Regions from separate parts of the Homo sapiens genome. Here region 2 is linked to region 1. The links are chromatin loops, found by intact Hi-C in ENCODE. Cell type or tissue: dorsolateral prefrontal cortex. All regions are shown on one strand. Links, peaks and the distances in the headings refer to the core of each region. The heading gives the core; the rest is flanking DNA.

The links. A loop is a pair of places that touch in the nucleus more often than their neighbours do. Peaks named below come from ENCODE experiments on the same cell type or tissue, not always from the same donor. Only the 100,000 strongest peaks of a DNase experiment are listed, where the experiment ranks them.
Region 2: a loop joins it to region 1, with 4 times the contacts of the local background. A loop is called at or near these places in 44 of 110 quality-filtered maps.

The regions. Positions count from the first base shown.
Region 1 is chr1:204,938,846-204,944,218 of GRCh38, reverse strand. The region is part of intron 2 of NFASC (neurofascin); the gene reads right to left. Among named protein-coding and RNA genes, the nearest start is that of CNTN2, 100 kb to the left of the region's middle. RefSeq lists a silencer at 2,284-2,383. In dorsolateral prefrontal cortex, for the core only: CTCF peaks have their summits at 2,097 and 2,299 (motif pointing right); a DNase peak (open chromatin) is centred at 2,318; H3K27ac peaks cover 4,718 bases.
Region 2 is chr1:204,825,064-204,830,436 of GRCh38, reverse strand. It overlaps NFASC (neurofascin), which reads right to left and starts at 1,785. Exons shown (of 30, transcript NM_001005388.3): 1 at 1,655-1,785. In dorsolateral prefrontal cortex, for the core only: CTCF peaks have their summits at 1,863 and 3,265 (motif pointing left); DNase peaks (open chromatin) are centred at 416, 1,076, 1,816 and 3,276; H3K4me3 peaks cover 2,272 bases; H3K27ac peaks cover 2,577 bases.

The DNA of each region.
Region 1 (5,373 bases), core at 204-5,203:
AAGAAACATAAGAGCAAGTGAGTTTTTCATGAACTTGTGGTTTGCTCTAGCAATCCTACAGGGCTTTGGAGGACCGAAGAGCCCCCTTGGTCACAGAGTAATGTTCTAGATAGAGCAGAGTTTCTTAACCTCAACACTACTGACACGTGGGACTGAACAATTCTTGGCCTGGGGAACTGTCCTGGGTATTGTAAGATGTTTAGCAGCATCTCTGACCTCTACCCGATAGAAGCCAGTACAGCCCACCCCCTTCACCACTACCAATCAGAAATGTCTCCAGACATTGGCAATTGTTCCCTGGAGGGCAAAACTCCCAGCTGAAAACCACTGTTAGAGAAGGAAGGGCAACTCTGCAAAGAACAGTCATGAAAACAAACATTGGCCTATTGGCCTGCAGGCCCAGCAACCAGAAGATGCCATGCACCGATCTGGTAAGAAATGCACCAATCTCACAGCCTCTCTGAACCACATGTGCTGAGTGTGCCTGGGGTTGAGCATATTTGCGGTAGAGGCACAGAGATGAGATCGCACTGATGTCCTTTGATCCCAGGACGAAGGGGGCAGGGTGACATTGGCAGGACTGGGGATCATGGGTTAGATAAGTGAAGACTTGGCGCACAAAGGACTTTTTGTCATTTTTGTAGAAAAATGAATGATTTCTGCAAGTATTTTGTGCAGCTAAGGTACAGTGGTCCCTGATATTGTCCTTTTATAGATAACGGCAGTGGTGAGACAATGACCAGGAAGAAGCGGGCTTCAGGTGGTTGGTAGAGTAAACAGCATGTATGATGATTCAGTGTTCATCCTCAAGCACAAGAAATCATTCCAGGGCTTACAGGGATGGTGTTAAAAATGGTTGTCCAAGGAACCTAGAATGGATCCTTAGAGACAAACCTTTCTTCTCCTCCTCTAGAAAGAGAAGAGCAAGAATGGCCTACAGCTGAGACTCAAATAGAGTGCTTTAAGATTGCCTGAGGTTCTGAAACATACACTTTAAAAAATTGGTCCAGTTTGTTATTCTACTGTGGTGGCAAGTCAAAGAGGAAGGCAGGAGGTGGCTTCTCCAGAATTCCTCCAGTTTTCCTAGATTCATAGCTACCTATCAGATGGACACATCATTCTCCTGCTCCTATTTTATTCGGCAGCAAATTGAAGCCCACTCTCAATTGTGCACATGCACCATCTCCTATCCACCCTGACTGAGGGTGCAGAAGATAAGAACAGGACTCCAGTGCCTGCTCTCTGAGGGGGCGAGAGATCCTGGGAGACAAGGCCATCCTTCTGGAGACCTGGAGCAAAAAGCAGGTCACTGATTATTGCAATAGGACAAGGGACTTCCCTTGTGCCAGGATATGGGGCAAACTAAAGGATTCTTATTCACATTTTTGCAGTTTCTTTCCCAGAAGCTGGGCCCAGCACCAAACCTCAACTTTGTGTATATTTCTGGACTCCTCCACTTGCCTCCTTTCCCACTGCCACCACCGTGGTTTTGATCACCAACATTTCATGCCAGAGTTACTGCAACAGCTTCCTAAGTGGTCTCTCCAGGTCCACTTTTCCCCCCTGTGGTTTGTTTTTTACTTTATTATTTTTAATTGACACATAATAATTGTACGCATTTATGGGATGCAGTGTGATATGCCCCTCTGATTTACTCTCCACTCATAACCAAAGCTGTTATTTCTAAAGGCAAACAGAAATGTGCTACTCCCCTAGTGCAACTCTCAATAGCTCACTGCTGCTTGGGAGTTAAAGGTAGTGTCCTTGACATGGCTCAGAGGCCCTGCATAATGCATCCCCTCTGCTAGCTCACTGCTCATCTCTCCCTTGCATCCTGTGTTCCAGCCAAGACTGCTCTTCTACCAGCTCCCTCGGTACATCATGCTTGGTCTTGCTTACTGACTTTTGCACCATTAAGCTCTGGTCTAGAACACTCTGTGTCTGCCCTCTCTCGTTAGTATTTGCCAGGTATGACATACGTGTCCTTCATCTGTGCTCCTGCACACCCTTTACTTCCCCCATTATGGCACATTTCACTTTGTATTCATTCCAAAAGCCACTTGTCTATCTCCCCTATGAAAATGAAAGCTTTTTTATAAGGGAAGGTACCCTATCTTGTTTACTGTTTTATTCTTAGAATCGACCATAGTACCTAAAACATAGCAGATCCTCAAAACTGTGAGAGGGATCGACATATGGATGGATGAAAAAATGAACGAATGATTAAATGGATGAAATAAGAAGCCATTTGGACCATCATGTGCTTTTTAAAACCTCACGTTTCCCCAGAAAACCACCAGGCGGCGCAGGAGAGCACATGCTGTGGACCTGGGTGGCATACTGTGAAGGCTACTCATTAGTGGAACAAAAAAAATCCGCCCCTACACAGACGGTGCTCTCTGGAGAGGAAACCAACAAGCTGAAAGAGGGTTAAGAGAGTAGAAAATCTCCCAAGGAGGGACCCTCTGGCTAGAAGGCATCACAGGAGGTCTTTGGTTCACCTTCCCAACTCTCTAAGATGGTCCTTATACTGTCGCAGAAAGAATCCACTAATGCCTCTCCTTGGCTTATACATCTCCAAAGACCAGACTCAGATCAGGCAACTGAACCCTTAGTGCTGAGGGAACCTGCGATAGAGGAAGGCACAGCAGGGGCAGCAGGGATGGCTCCCATCCGGGCTCCACGACCACCATGTTTGGTTTAGGAGCTGCCAAGCAGTAGGAAGTGAAGGGAAAGAGACGGATATTTTATTTTGGGACTCTTGATAGAATTAGGAAGCCAGAAGCTATTCATTAAATCAGATACACATTGGCAAGAAAAAAAAGCCCAATTGTATGGGATATTTTAAATTCACTATTTAGCAATAGAGTGGAAAAAGAATCTCAAGATAATCACATTTAGCTGTGTAGCAATTCTCTCCCTCTTTCCTCTCTGGAACCCAGTTTTTCCAACAAAACCTTACAAGAGGAAAAGAATTTAAAGAACACTAGATTCATCCAATCCCCTTTCTTTTCAGATGAAGAAACAAAAGCCGAGAGAAGGGAAGTGACTGGTTTGAGTTTACCTAGCTGGTTAGTGGCAAAGGTAGAAAAAGAACCCAGGTTTCTTGACTCCTAGTCCAGGGATTTTCCACCCATTTTTCTCTTTGTATATACAGGAAAAGTACCAGAGTAAGGTTGCTATTTAAAAAAGAAATGTATAGTTTGGCAGTTCCTCAAAAAGTTAGACATAAAATTACCATATGACTCTGCAATTCTAAGGTATATGTGCAAAAGGATTAAAAACAGGCATCAAACAAGTACATGTACACAAAATGTTCACAGCAGCATCATGCACAACAGCCAAAGGGTGGACACAGCCCACATGTCCTCTAAGGAATGAATGGATAAACAAATTCCAGTATGTATATACCCTGGAATATGACTCAGCCATAGGAAGGAATTCAATACTGACATGCTCCAACATGGATGAATCCTGAAAACACGCTCGGTGAAAGAACCATGCACAAAAGGTCACAGGGAATGATCCCATAGATATGACATGTCTAGGTCTTATCTGTAGAATAGATACATACACTGAGACAAAACACAGATTGTCTTTGGTGACCAGAGGCAGAGGGGAAGGGAGAAGGAGGGAAACTGGTTAATGGGTATGAGGTTTCCTTTTGAGATGCAAATGTTTTGAACTGGATAGAGTTGTGGGTGCACACATTGTGAATGGACCAAATGCTACTGAATTGTGCACTTAATTTAATTAATTTATTTTTGAGACAGAATCTCACTCTGTTGCCCAGGCGGGAGTGCAGTGGCATGATCTCGGCTCACTGCAGCCTCCACCTCCTGGGTTCAAGTGATTCTCGTGCCTTAGCCTTCCAAGTAGCTGGGATTACAGGCATGTGCCACCACACCCAGCTAAATTTTGTATTTTTAGTAGAGACAGAGTTTGACCATGTTGCCCAGGCTGGTCTCAAACTCCTGACCTCAGGTGATCCACCCAGCTCGGCCTCCCAAAGTGTTGGGATTATAGGTGTGAGCCATCGCGCCCGGCTTTGAGCTGTGCACTTTAAAACGGTTTATGTTTCACCTCAACAAAAAAGAAAAGTATAATATTGGCCTCCATTATGTGCTCATAAAGATGGGACAGAGGATGAAGAGGACAGATTATTTGATGTGAGCATATAGGGCCCTCAGCTCCCCAGGCTGGGCTCACTCAGCATGGAAGGCAGGCACATGGTTTGCAACCCCTGCCATCCATTCTGAGGAAATTTCCATCCAAGTCAAAGGAAGGAATGAATCCACCATCTTTCTGAGTATGAGAGTTCTAGTACTGAGCTCAAAGAACCCAACATAGAGTGACAGCAGAGATGCCCTGCCTGAAGGTACCCCTACATCAGCAAGGCTTACAGTTCCCCTGTCCTGATGACCAGGAAGAAAGGTGAAAGGGACAGGCTTGCTAGCCTACAGCAATCAAGTCCACACTTCCCATTCAACCTTAGTCATTGCACAGTCTTGCCCTAGGGCCCAGTCATGCCACCTCTCGGGTTCCTCTCCCAGCACTTCCAACCACACCAGAGGTGACTGCTTAGGTGCAGAGAAGTGCAACATCCAGATGTGGGGGTGGTTGGTTCTAGTGGGATCATCCCAGGGAGGACCAGGAAACTCCCACATCCTAGGAGGGAAAGTAGAGGAGAGGGGGTAGGTTGAGCCTGAAGAAGAGGGGCCACAGTGATTGTATTCACATGCTGGGAGAGAGTGTAGAATTTTTCTGTTTAGTTCCACAGGGGCAAAGCTAGGACCAAATAGGAGGATGTTTCAGAAAGGCAGGTGCTTCCTTGAGTCACAGGAAGAATTGTCTGATAAATGCAGCCGTGCCACAATACCATTAGTGAAAAAACATACTCTACATATGATATGTTTGAAGGATCCTTTTATATATAATAACATAAGAGGCAGGCTGTAAGGATATAAAATACATGAGAGGAGGGCTCATTGCAGGGGGCAGGGGGAGAGTGCAGAAAAGAACAAAAATAAATACAACAAAGAAATAAATCCTATGTGGATGCATGGTATACTAAGTACTGGAGAACATGATTAATTCAGCTCATGTATATCTGAGGTCTCCCAATCCCCCTACACACACACACACACACACACACACACACACACACACACACACACACATCCATCCATACAGGAAGAAAAGAGAATAGAACTACCTGAAGGTGACATGTTCTGCCATGTTAAGTACTGTTTCATAAAAACTCCAAATGGCATTGGTTAGGTGTGTTACTGACAACATTCCCACACAGGAGGAAGGCTGGATGCTTTTCAGAGTCACCTGGACACTCTTCAAACATACAGATTCCCGGGCCCT
Region 2 (5,373 bases), core at 164-5,163, 110 kb after region 1:
CACATCCAATCATCCCCAAACCAGAAGGAGGATAGATCTCTGCCTGCCTTCCTCCACTGCCCCCACCTCACAGCTGGTATGGCCCCTATCCCCAGAGGCTTCCACTCTTCACACACATTTTCCCTGGGCTATTCTCCTATTGCTTTAAGTTCTGTGGGCTCTGAGGCTGGCTTTGGCTCCACACAAACAATTAAACTCCTGTCCAACCAGGTCTCAAAGCCCTGTGGCTTGCCCTTGCCTTGCTGGAGATTTGACTGAGGCCCAGCAGGGCCCAGCACATTTCCAAGGGTAGATGAGACGCACTAGGCCCTCATGCCAGGGACACAGGCAGGCAGAAAAGGGGTATTGTTGTCCTCTCCCCCACACTGAGGGATGAGGCATCTCTGCTCAACACACACACACACACACACACACACACACACACACACACCCCATGCCAAAATGCCAAGGAAGGAGTCAGGAGCAGAACCTGGCTCAGGACAGGATGGGGGCTGCCATGGGGACCAGATTCTAGGTGATTCAGCACTCTGCCCACTCTTGGCCCAGCCCATGGGCCACACTCATGACAGCTCCAGATGCCAAAGTGCTGACTTGGAGGCTGAAGCAGAATCTTTTCTAAAATCCAAAATTATCCAGCCCTCCAGCAGGGCTCCTCATCCAGGCCTTTACATCAGGGCTCAGGCCAAGCCCCAGGAGGAGTCTGCTCAGTCATTCCCCTGGACCCTGCCCCTTCCCCATCCTAGTTTCCCAATGCCTAGCACCCCCTCCCCCAATCCATCTAGGAAACAAACCTGAACAGCTAGAGGAGTAGAGTGGCTGCATGGCTGGAGAGGAACATAAGAGAGAGGCCTACTAACCCCCAGCATTCTTCCCCAAGCCACAAATAGGATCGAACATGCAGAAAGGGGTTATATTCCACAACCAAGATCCCCACCCAGGGAAGGGGGGTCCAGAGGCCACTGAGGGAGGGCTGGGTACAGGCTGTATGGCTCCACACAGCACCAGGAAGGGCAGCTAGGGAAGGTGACGGGTGTCAGGCCAGCTAACAGCCAAAGGGGGGAGAAGGCGGGGTTCTTGAGAGGGACTGTGATGCAGGAGGACACCAAGAGGCAGCTGGGAAGGGGCTGGGACAGGGCGTGCAAGGGGGAACCAGGGGAGGACAGAAACTGAGGGAGCAAATGGAGAGACAGGACACCAACTGGTAGGGGCATGAGATGGGGAAGAGAATAGGGGAGGCAAGAAGGGGCTGATGTGTGCGGTAGGAAATACAGGAGGCATGGGGTCATCCAAAGTGGGGTGTCGAGGTAAACAGAAGTACAAGGGCAGGCAGGGCTCACGGATGAGGCGGGGACAGAGAGGAAAGGGAAAGGGTTGAGGATGCGGGAAGGGGGAGGGGACGCGGCCAACGAGATAGAAAGGGTGTTGGGGTGGGCAGGGGGCTGGGAGCTGGACGGGGACGGGGTGGGCATACGAACAGAATCGGATGGATTCGGGGCAGGTGACAGTGTGGAGAGGGGAAGGGATGGGAATGTGGACGGAGGGGGAGGGGGCAGGTCAGGGGATGGAGACAGACGAGGGCGGGAACAAGGGGGTGTCGCTAGGTGGGTTTCCATGACTCTCTACCCCCATCTCTCCGGTGTTCGCGCTCGCCTACCTCCAAGGGCTCGGGCTCCGGCCCTGGGCGCTGTCCGAGCTGTCCGCTGCCGGCGCCGCCACTTCCCCCGCGTCCCCTGCAGCGCCTCTCGCCGCCAGCCGCCGCATTAGGGCAGAGACCAGCCCGTGCGCGTCCCCGGGCGGCCGGCGCGCCCCCGACACCCTGCGTGCGCGCCCCCGCGCCCCTCCCTTCGCGCTCCTAGCGGCCGCTGAGCGGGGACCAGGACAGAGGCGGAGGGAAGGATGCTCCGGACGCAGCCCCGCCTGGCGCGCTGGGGAGCGGTGCGCAGAGCCAGGGCCGGAAAAAAAAATCCTCCTTTCTCTTTTCACCTGAGGCCTCTTTGCGGGCTTGCCTGGAGAGTGATAACTAGTCTCCCCGTTTCCGTTCGCTGAGCACCTACTACGTGCAAAGCACACAGGAGGAAGTACCCTGAAGCCCCAACAGGATCGCTTGTTTGCACCTCCACCATAGACTGTGACTTTAGGGAGCAGGAAGTTGCCGGACAGCTTGTGTTCTCAGGGCCTAGCACAGAGACTTGTTTGTGGTAAACTCTCCAGCAACATTTGTTGATTGGCAAGTCGTTGGATCCTGATTCAGGGATGTGAGAGAGGTTGTGACTGCTATGAACAGTGCGGGGCTTTCTTTTAGAAATGGGAGATTTCCTCTGCCCTAGGGGGACTCAGGCCTCAGTCGTGGCTGGAGAACTATCTGACATGATAGCAAGACATTTATCTGTGGACATCAGTTTCCACAACTGAACCATGAAAAGTTGATTGGGTGGTCGCCCAAGGTCTCTTCTAGCTCTGACACGAAGACTGCATTAGGTTCTGTGCACAGGATCTGAGCTCAGAATTATCACCTGAAACAGTGGAAAGATCCCAGTTAGGGAATCATAGAATCTTTGTCTTGGAAGAGCACTTGGAAGCTTCTAGTTCAGCTCCTCATCCAAAACTACAGTCCCCTGCAGCATCCCTCTGTGGCCCCATTCAAGGGCTACTTTCTCTGTGCTCATAGCTCCTACCCTGGCACCACTGTCTTTTATTCTGGATGAGAACACCAAAGTTCAAGGAACCTGCCCAAGTAATAATTCAAAGCCCAGATGCATCTGACAGTGCCTAGTTAAAACTACTTTGCTATTTTAAGATGGGCCCTACAAGTTTTAGATTTCACCAATACTAGAATCTTCTAATATGGTCAAGTTGAAGGATCACAGGATTTGCCAAGAAAGTCCTGGCTTACCAGCAGGGTAAACTTGGGCAGTTCACTTAACCTCTCTAAGTCTTCTTTTTCCCATCTGTAAAATGGGCATAGAGTGAGCATCAATGAGATAAGGTACTGAACCAAACTGTTCTTTACAAATGTTAATTATTGTTCAGCCTTCCCTCCCCTTTCTTCATTACTTTTAAACAGCAAATACACGAAGGTCTAGAGAGATGGACCCCACACAGTGGTTTGGTGGTTGAAACTGAACTGGGACTCAAGTTTCATGGCCTTAGTATAAAGAAATTAAGTGTGGGCCTAAAGGGAGCATGGTGACCCCCAGAGGCCCTGAGGGTGAAGGTGTTTCCTTGGCCTCGGTGGTGTCCCAGAGCTGCAGGCAAGTCCTGATGGAGGGAGAGGCACCCCCTGCTGGTGATGGACTCTGGGGACTAAGAAGAGCCTACGCACCTTGCAGGCTGTTCTGCTGCTGTGTCAGGAACAGACTCACTCAGGACCGAGGGCAGAAAGTGGTTGCTCTTTTTCTTTCCTGACATTTATCTGGCCTTCCTGCTTCTTTTTCTTCCCTGGGTTTGCACCTCTAGTTCTGGCTGGAACCCTCAGCAAGCATGGACTTTCAACCCAGACCTGAAACCTCACTCACTGTGTCCTCTGTCATGGTGAATGGCAAGTCACAGGATTTTCACATTCCCTAGTGTTTCATTCCTCCCAATGAAATTCCATAAGCCCTGCCTCATCCTGGGCTCAGACCAAGAGAAAGCCCCAGGTATGAGTCTCGGGCACTTGAAGCCATCCTCTTCCACACTGGTCCCTAGGAAGTGTGGGGAAACTGGCAGATTCGTGCATCATTGGTGGAGGTTTAACTTGGTATGGCCTTTTTGGGAGAGCAATACAGCAGTACCATCAAGACTTTAATGACACCCTTGACCCATCAATGCCACCTCAAAGAATCCAGCCTGCAGAATCACTGGCCCAATCCACAAAGATGTGTATGCACAAGGATACTCAGTGCGGCTCAAGAGGACAATGATTACATCCATTGTAATAATCCATGCAATAGCACAGTTTTAAAAATTATAACAATGATAACACACACACATTTGTTTTTTAAAAAGCAAGTTAATAATGACATACAGGGAATAAAGGTATTATCCTTTTCTGGGGGAAAAGGGAAAGCAAATTGGGAGACAGGGTGGGAAGAAGAGGAAAGAGGGAATAATGCCCTGGGCTAGTTTAGAAGATAAGAGCAAAGGCCCTTAAGCTTACTAGGAAGGACCTAATTTTTGTTGAAGCCTTTCACATACTAGGCCTTTTGCATATATTATGTTACTCATTCCTCAGAAACCCCAGTGAGGTGGGGATCATTGTCCCCAATTTACTGATGAGGAAATAGATGCCCAGTGAGGTTAATAAGAGTACAGCATCACACAGATGGGGTGTGGTACAGTGTTAGCTTTGCCCCTAGAGAGATCTGACTTTTGTCCTTGGCTCCTGGGAGGTCATCTCTGAGTCCTTGGTTATCTCACCTGATAAGAGTATCTTTATCTACCTGGGGGTCTTGGGCAAAACCAGGTAGTCTATACTAACAATGATGGATGGTGGGGTCTTTGGGCATGCATCGGCTCAACCTCCAGAGGGGCTAGAAACTAAGGTCAACCACTTGGATGGTCAGCCATGACTACATGACTGAGCCCCAATAAAATCCCTGGACACTAAGGATTGGAAGAACTTCCCTGATTAGCAATATTTTGCATGCAGTGTCACACATTGTTCCTGGGAGACTTTAGCACTGTCCTCAGCTTCATCAAGAGAGAATAACTGCGATCTCTGCACATGCAACTCTCCTGGACTCTGCTTGACCTGTCTCTTCTTTTGGCTAATTCTAATCTGTATCCTTTTATTGTAATAAACCACCATTATGAGCCTATGAGCTCTCAGTTCTATGAGTCCTTCTAATAAATTACTGACCTAAGAGGGGTCTTGGGAATGCTTGAGCTTGCAATTGGTCAGAAGTAAGAATGGTCTCAGGGACTGCTTCCTAACTCTGTAGATGGTAAGTGGTGGAATTGGGAGTTGGACAAAGATCTTAGAGTCTCCAGGGTGTACCCTCTCCCACTGCACAACACTCCCTTACGCCGACCTATTGTATAACAAGTGCCAAAGGACAGAAACTCTGCCACTGATACAAAAGGGCTGGGCTCCCGGCTAAACCCCACCCTTAAGCCTGGAACTGTGGCCCTAAGTGGATATAGCTGACCCCACTTTTCCTCCCAAATGTTGCCTTTTTGGCCTGCCCTGCCCCTATCCCTTGCCCATAAAAGACTTTAGCTGGCAGAGAAACACAAGTGGCTGAGTGGCAAGGAGACAAGTGGCTGAGCAGTGAGCAGAGAAGCAACTGAACATCAGAGACTGTGGATAGACATGGCTAATTTCAGGCAGTGTGGCTTCAGAGAGGGGCCCAGATGGAGACAGCCAGGCTTCAGAGAAAGATTACCTTCCCA